Linked DNA regions of Homo sapiens: all the other regions are linked to region 3. The links are chromatin contacts, found by Hi-C or POLR2A ChIA-PET in ENCODE. All regions are on one chromosome and are shown on one strand. Each heading gives the region's core, a stretch centred on a gene start or an enhancer-like site at or near the end of the contact. The rest is flanking DNA. Distances are from core to core; before and after follow the strand shown.

Region 1 (2,700 bases), core at 104-2,603, 350 kb before region 3:
CAAAACTATTTAAGACACGATATAGGTGACTACAACATAAGCAAAGCAAAGGGACACAACACCAGAAAACTCAGAAATACGTAATGCAGGTGTGGTAAAAACCTGGTGACGCACGACCACACCCATTCCCACATCCATGACAGACATTATCAATCAATCGCAGCACTCTTTCCATGAGCCCAGAGTTAGCCTTGAGGAATGATACTGCACCTAATATCTCTCTCATTCACTTGCTTTTCCTTCTTGAATAAGACAAAATGAGTAGAGTTATGAAACTATACCTCGGAGAGTTAAAGAAACCAATGATTAACAGAAATTCTTGAGCTTGCAGGATGACAGATTTTAAAAAGCACAACTTATTAAAATGCTGAAACTCTCTCCACTTGTAAGATAACAAAACTGGCTAAAATTGGTTGGGACCAATATGGCTGACTGGAGTTTGTGTAGAATTAGCTTGCTGATGTCATAGCCTGAATTTCCACCATGTGTTTCATACCAACTCCCCCTGGATTTGCGCATGGGACCCATGAGGAGGCATGAAGAGAGATAATTGTGCATGCCCAAGAACTTTCCAAATCTCCTCTTTCCTTCCACCAGTCACCTTCTAATCCTGAAATCCATCCCCTAAACATTTTCTAATAAAATTACTGCCTGAAAGCCAGGACAGGGAGACAGATTCGAGATGGTCTCCTGTCTCCTTGTGAATTGACTTGCAATAAAAAGCAATTGCAATAAAAAAGCAATTACAATAAAAAAGTCTTCTTTTTTCAAAAACTTGGCGTTGTTGTATTGGCTTCTAGTGAATCAGGAAGCAAGCCCCTTTTCCTCACTCACACTTCTAGCTATCAAGCTGGGAACACCCACTGGATCATGTATGTAAACATCAACTGTCACTGGTGTCACAGTAATGAAAAAAATAGAGGCCTTTTGTGGGGCTCTGTTTTTAAGTATCTATGGTTTTCACATTATTCATTTAAAAAATTGTGGTGCATTCATTTGCACAATTTTGGATCTTTATTATTAGTAAGAAATTACTGCATTCCTCACTACACATTCCAACACACCAGTTTGTTGAGACACCTCCCTTAAGAACAGCTGCTCTAGAGGCTTAAACTCCAAAGACCATTCCAGACCAAGGTGAAAGAACAAGTGAACTAAAAAAAAACTCCACCACAACACATTGAGAAGGGACCAACCCTATCCAAAGCAAATTATTCCCTTCCCCTCCACATTCCTGAGCAGCTATGCATGTTCTTCCTACACTTAGATGCTTACAATTCTTGGTCAAGAAGTCAATTATGACACGTAAGAGCCAAGACGTTGGTTTTTTTCTTTATGGACACCCCTCCTGAAATGTGAGTAACAAGGTGTGGCTGTCCTTACTGACAGCATCCTGTGTTCTCACCCTGCGCCAGTCTTGGCGAGTCTCAGAGCATTTCTCTTCCTCTCCAAGAGAAAATCTATTCCAGGAGGCATCAGTGAGAAGTAAGAGACTTCACTGAAGATTCTTTAGGGTGGAGTCGGCTTTATCTCCAGCACCTAAAACATACACTGGCTCACCAAAGGGGCATAGCAAGGAATAAATGAATGAATGGAAAATCAATAAAAGTCCTCATTGCACCTGTGGGTCTGTTTTGCCACCATGTTGACTAACCCAAATTCTGAGAATGCCTCTAAGATTTCTTTTTTTCTCTTTTTAGAGACAGAGTCTCACGCTGTTGCCAAGGCTGAAGTGCAGTGGTGTGATCACAGTTTACTGTAGTCTCAGACTCCCAGGCTCAAGGAATCTTCCCACCTCAGCCTCCCTAGTAGCTGGGACTACAGGCATGGGCCACTGCACCTGGCTGATTTTTTAAAACTTTTTGTGAAGACAAGGTCTCACTATGTTGTCCCTGCTGGTGTCGAAGTCCTGGCCTCAAACAATCCTCCCACTTCGGCCTTCCAAAGCACTGGAATTACAGGCATGAGCCACTGCACCTAGCCTGCCTCTAGGATTTCTACTTTCACATATACTTCCTGTAAATCCTGCCCTTAGGTCAAAATAACCATGCTGTTATCATAAACACACACTTACCATAAATCCTGCCCTTAGGCAAATTCCCTATAGTATATAAGCCCTGGGTCTGCGGGGTAACCGTGCAGTGATCCACCATCTCATGGCCGCCTGAGACATGGCTTCTGTTCTTAAGTCCCTGTTAAATATTTCTCTCTGAGAAACTGGATTTATCACCCTCTTTCTTCAGCTTCTCAGCTCCCTGGGCCTTTGGGGTAGGTTTGCACAGACCTGCTCATCCAGGAACACCCTCCTGGAGCCTCATCTCATTCCCTTTCTTTCCCGTTTACAGCTCCTCTATGTGGGTCCTTCCTGATTCCAGGGTCTCCCCTCACCACCCTGCCATCCGATACCCCCCTCTCCTCTGCAGAGCTCTCCCCAGAGATTCCTCCAATCTGTCATCTTCATCCCCAGCACTTCACTCTGCAAACAGCCCTCTTAATTTTGGGGCCAGTTTTTTTTTTTAACTATTTTCTTTTATTTCAAACATTTTTGAGGTACAAATTGTTTTTGGTTACATAGATGAGTTGTATAGTGGTGAAGTCTGAGATTTTAGTGCACTGAGGGCCCTCTTGAGACTCCCCGCTTCCTTTGAAAGCAGCAAGAGATTGTAAATAACAAAGTACTTTTCCTCTCACAAATAAAAC
Region 2 (2,700 bases), core at 66-2,565, 410 kb before region 3:
ACAGTTTTATTCTTTCAACTCTTTATTATCTCTATAGGACATTAAGTTGGGCCGCATGTGCTAGACTAGATGTCTGGAGTAAATCTGTTTTCAGATATAATCTCTGGAGCATTCATGAAAGCTTCATATTTTGACACAGGAAGCAAAGAACATACTTGCAAATGCTGGCTCTGTTCATGGATGGAATGGTGCTTGAAACAAGTATCCTGCTGACATTACTTAACTCTTACAGGGGTCATTACTTAGGGATCAGCAATTTGCTAAAGATGAACAGATTCTAAGAAGATGGTTTTCCAGCAGCAACCAATTTTAAATCTGGACTGTGCACCAGGCACCTCTTGGGTATGACCTCAGTGCCTTTGGGTGTCCCTTGTCCCTCATTCCAGCTACTGATGCAGGTTCTGAGCAGCTTCCTGCTGGGGCCTTGCCTCATGCCTTTGCCTCACACCTCTGCTGGAGCTTCCAGAGTCTGCCCTGGAGCTTCTCTAAGCCGTCGGGGGCCCATGCATTTTGCCCAACCCAGGAGTGATCAATGGAGTCTAAGTGCTAATGGATAAATGTTTTCCTTTCTTCCCCCAGATGGACAGCCCTGAAACATCTTTCATGCAACTCCTCAGGCAGCCCAGAAACAGCCAGGAACCATTCGCCAGGAGCTGTGGCCAACTTAATAACTCATCCTTGTATTGGTTTCCATCCTCTGTCCTTCATCCGTCTTGTCTTTTACTCCTACTTGCTGGATCACACATCCCAATAAATTTTTGCACTCAAGCGTTTGTCTCAGGATCTGCTGTCCGGAGGACCAAGACTAAGTTCAAGTCATATTTTTTTTTTTTTGAGATGGAATCTCACTCTGTTGCCCAGGCTGGAGTGCAGCGGCATGATTTTGATTCACTGCAACGTCCACCTCCCGGGTTCAAGTGATTGTCCTGCCTCAGCCTCATGAGTAGCTGGGATTACAGGTGCACGCCACCACACCTGGCTAATTTTTGTATTTTTAGTAGAGACAGGGTTTCACCATGTTGGTCAGGCTGGTCTCAAACTCCTGGCCTCGTGATCCGCCCGCCTCGGCCTCCCAAAGTGCTGGGATTACAGGCATGAGCCACTGCGCCCAGCTGCCTTTTTTTTTTTTTTTTTTAACTAAATTGAGTTACACTGCCTAGGCTATCTTCACACACCCCCACCATCTCAGGCAGTTTTCCAAATGCAGAAAGCTCAGTCCTCTTTTCACTGAGTGCATCTGCATCCTGGTGTGTGCATGAAATGGGTGATGGGGTAACCTGTCTCCTTGCGTTGCATGTGGTGGGTCTCAGGGAGAGTGCTGAGTCATGATGTCTTGGCAACAGTCACAGCAGGACCCAGAATGGAGTTTACAGTGCAGATCCAGCAACTGGTTGGGAATTCTGGCCCTGTGCTTTTGTCTGCTAACTTTAACTTGGCCCTGTGTTATTTTTCCAAGCCATATTTTTAACTTACTCCTAAGTTTTTTTATTTGTTCATTTCATCCTGCTGTATTTGTGGATTTGATATAAATAAGCAAAGATTGGTGTGAGTAGACCTTTTTTAAAAAAATCATGTCTAAAAGTCCCAAAGTCACATTGAATACTCTTACTATATGATGTAGCTTTTTAAAAATGATGAGAAAATTGTGGTTTTGAAAAGTAAGTGTAAAAACTTTACTGTCTTCATTTGGAGATGATTTATTGAATTTGTTTAATCACTAACAAGCCTGGAACAAAATTATGCCATCCACAGCGAGAATTATACAACTTTGAACAACAGTTCTGGCATGCTATGGGGACCTCATAGAGACACAGTATCTGACCATGGGACACAAAGTGACCATGTGGCCAAAGCAGCCCATCAGGAGCTGGGTTCTGTCGAAACCACTATGTCATGTCATTGGATAGGCCCTGGAACAATCCATTGTAAGACTGGACTGGTACATCTGGGATTAGGCCTAAGCAGGACCAGAGGGCACAGTCAAGCTGCACAATAGCCATCCACTATTACTGTACCAGCACTTCCCTCTCAGCTCACACCCACAGCCATATGTAAGACCCTTATGATTAGCTGACTAAGAGGAAGGAGCTCAAGCTTGCTTCATGGATGGGCCAGCTCTGTACATCCGTGCAAGCTGAAAATGAATGGGAACTGTGCTACAGTCCCATTCAAGGGTGGTCTTAAAAGACAGTGTGGATGGTGGTGTCCCTGGTCATACACTTTGTTTTGAAAGAGAAGTGGCCTGGGGTCGTGATATATGCAGACTTATGGGCAGTACCAAATGGCTTGACCAAATGGGCAGGGGCCTAGTAGGAGACAGATTGGCAGATTGGCCACAAGGAGGTCTGGAGTAGAGACACGTGCATGGACTACAGGAGTGTTGAAGGTCTTTGTATCACATGTTAACACCCACAAGAGAGGCACTAAACATACAGGTAGACAAAATGACTAACCAGTTGACAGCAGTCCCTGTCATCATCCACTCCAGGGCCGGCGCTGAATAGAATAGCCATGGTGGCAGGTATGGAAGCTATGCATGGGCCCACCAGTATTGGCTCCCGCTTACCAAAGCTTTTCTAGCCACTGCTACTGCCAAATGTCTAACATTCTAGCAGCAGAGAGTGATACTGGGGTCCCAGTAGAGCCTATACCTCAAGGAGACCAACCGGACACTCTGGCAAATTCACTACACTGGATACC
Region 3 (2,710 bases), core at 86-2,585:
TACTAGAAATAGACTTCAGCAGATGCTGTGGCTGTCGTGATAACCGTATGTGAATCTGTGGAAAGACTCCATCCAACCAAAAAAAAAAATCTTTCCCACTGGGACCTCAAATACCGTTGGCAAATGACGCTCCCTGCCGGATCTTTGCAGTTCCTGATTTTAATAATGGAATGGCCTCCTTCAGGAAGGAAGCATGGAGGGTGAGCGGGGAGGATGAAAGGAAGTCATAAGGACAGGTAGGGTCCTGCTGCATCGTCGTCTTTTAGGACAGGCTCTGACACTAACCAAGTCCTGCAATCCCAAATGCACTCTTTCCCCGTTTGCTGTCTTCCATCTGCAGAAACCGCTACTAAACATTAGGCTTGTTTTATTTTTCTTTGCTTCCATACAGGCTCTTGGTCAGTCATTGCTCAATATTTCTTTTTTTTTTTTTTTTTTTTTTTTTTTGAGACACGGTCTCACTTTGTCATCCAGGCTGGAGTGCAGTGGTGCAATCACAGCTCACTGCATCCTCAATCTCTTGGGCTCAGGCAAGGTTCCCACCTCAGCCTCCCTAGTAGCTGGGACTACAGGCACGTGCCACCACACCTGGCTAACTTTTTGATTTTTTTTAGAAACAGGGTCTTACTATGTTGCCCAGGCTGGTCTCAAACTCCTGGGCTCAAGCGATCCTTCCCTGTCAGCCTCCCAAAGCGCTGGAATTACAGGCATGAGCTGCTGCACCCAGCTAATATTTCTTTACCCTTATGGAGCTAACAAATCATGTTCCAGCCATTTCAGGATGAATGCTAAAACGGTGTTCAGATGGTAAAGTTGGACTTAATTCAGTGAGATTTAATAATAGACAATTTATGTCGATTTCCAAATAATACAAGTCAGTTCCAATATATCCCTTAAGAGACTTCCAGAACCCCATGGCGTCAGATGTGAAGAACAATCCCCACAGCTCTGCTGAGGCTGGGAGGGCGCTGGGGCTGTGGCGTCCTCCGCGCTGCCTTTCTTTCTGTTAGCTTGCATTCGCTTCTGCTCCTGAGGCTTCCTTTCCAATCTCAGCTGCGCGACAAAAGCTCAGTAGAGGCAAAAGCTCAGTAGAGGCCAGTTCAGTATTAGAAACAAGGGACGCTGGTCTGTTAATCTTTCTTCTCTATTAGTCCCCAAGGATCAGCTTTAGACACTGTGAAACCAGTGGGGCATTTCCATACAGGCTCCACACTCACAGCGCATCCATGGTACTGATGGTAGGAACAGAAGCCTCTGACGCTTTCCCCTGGCAGGTCCATCTTTCTGATCTAATCCTGGGGGTGCATCCATTGTCAGAGGTCTGGAGCAGCCCAACATCCTTTCTCTGGGGAAAAGAGCAAATGCATGCAATGCAATGTATTTACTTTTCAAAAAGAGGAAGTCTTCTTTGGGCCAAATGCCCTACCAATACAGTTAATTCTCAGTTATTTGCATTTGAATTACCTTGATGTTTTTGCATTTGAATTACCTTGATATTTTTGAAAATAGAGCACTGTACTTTTTTTAAGAGGCAGGGTCTTGTTCTGTTGCTCTGGCTGGAGTGCAATGGCAGGATCACAGCTCACTGCAGCCTCTACCTCCTGGGCCCAAGAGATTCTCCCGCCTCAGCATCCTGAGTAGCTGAGACTAAAGGCACGCCCCCGCCATGCCCAGCTAATTTTTAAATTTTTTGTAGAGACAGGGTCTCACTATGTTGCCCAAACTGATCTTGAACTCCTGGCTCAAGTGATTCTCCCTCCTCAACCTCTCAAAGCACTGGGATTTTAGGCGTGAGCCACTGCACCTGGACTTGCACTGGTACTCTTTATTGACTTCTTGGTAATTGTCCCCCATTACTAGTGGCTACATTAGTTCAGAAAGGATTTGCACAGAGGCCTGTTTTGAAACATGTGTGCTTTATTCTGGATCTAAGCTCAAGAAAGACCTGTGAAAATGAATGCCAAAGTCTCTCTCTGGGCCATGGCTTGATTGTGCCTACCCTCAGGGAGGAATGAGGGATGGCTGAGGATGGTGGGGTAGGGGCCCTGGGCCAAAAATCCCCAATCCCTGGGCCACAGACCAGCAGTATTGGTCTGCGGCCTGTTAGGAACCGGGCTGTGTGGCAGGAAGTGAGCGGTGAGCCAGAGAAGGAAGCTTCATCTGTATTCACAGTGGCCGGCTCCTCATCAGTTGCATTACTACCTTAGCTCTGCCTCCTGTCAGATCCACCCCAGCAAAGGAGATTAGGAGATTCTCATAGGAGCACAAACTGTATTGTAAACTGCGCATGTGAGGGATCTAGGCTGCAGGTTCCTTATGAGAATCCCATGCCTGATGATCTATCACTGTCTCTCATCATCCCCCAGACGGGACTGTCTGGTTGCAGGAAAACAAGCTCAAGACTCTCACTGATTCTACATTATGGTGAGTTGTATAATTATCTCATTGTATATTACAATGTAGTAATAATAGAAATAAAGTGCACAGTAAATGTAATGCGCTTAAATCATCCTGAAACCATCCCCCACCTGCTGCCCATCCATGATAAGATTGCCTTCCATGAAATCCGTCCTTAGTGCCAAAAAAGTTGGAGACCGCTACCCTGAGCAATCCTCAGTTTAGGTCTTCACCACGTGCCTCCTGGGATTTCAAAGCCTCACACACACATAAGCAAACATCCAAGGACTAGTGTCTACAGCCCATTGTTAAC

Evidence for each region. Hi-C counts contacts between places; a loop is a spot of excess contacts on that map. ChIA-PET counts read pairs that join two places held with the same protein, here RNA polymerase II (POLR2A). Pooled maps may share reads with other maps.
Region 1: a map with no recorded cell type shows a loop between it and region 3 (2.6-fold over the local background). The contact joins the enhancer-like site here to the promoter of LINC02644 in region 3. A Hi-C loop is called at or near these places in 5 of 37 single-sample maps with no recorded cell type and 10 of 50 pooled maps.
Region 2: a loop to region 3 is called in a pooled map, with 2.2 times the contacts of the local background. The contact joins the enhancer-like site here to the promoter of LINC02644 in region 3. A Hi-C loop is called at or near these places in 3 of 37 single-sample maps with no recorded cell type and 10 of 50 pooled maps. POLR2A ChIA-PET finds 5 or more read pairs at or near these places in 2 of 52 experiments (AG04450 and IMR-90).

The regions. Positions count from the first base shown.
Region 1 is chr10:31,074,229-31,076,928 of GRCh38, reverse strand. All of the region lies in intron 1 of LOC105376481 (a long non-coding RNA gene), which reads right to left. Among named protein-coding and RNA genes, the nearest start is that of ZNF438, 44 kb to the right of the region's middle. Within about 2 kb of position 1,353, at least 3 of the 41 ENCODE cell types and tissues checked have a DNase peak (open chromatin) inside an H3K27ac peak, as active enhancers do.
Region 2 is chr10:31,128,051-31,130,750 of GRCh38, reverse strand. All of the region lies in intron 2 of LOC105376481 (a long non-coding RNA gene), which reads right to left. It overlaps LOC105376482 (a long non-coding RNA gene), which reads left to right. Exons shown (of 4, transcript XR_001747412.2): 3 at 233-342; 4 at 580-768. Among named protein-coding and RNA genes, the nearest start is that of LINC02664, 58 kb to the left of the region's middle. Within about 2 kb of position 1,315, at least 7 of the 41 ENCODE cell types and tissues checked have a DNase peak (open chromatin) inside an H3K27ac peak, as active enhancers do; they include IMR-90, where a contact is called at or near this core.
Region 3 is chr10:30,721,844-30,724,553 of GRCh38, reverse strand. LINC02644 (long intergenic non-protein coding RNA 2644) reads right to left here and starts at 1,335. Exons shown (of 2, transcript NR_134497.1): 1 at 1,218-1,335; 2 at 814-1,135.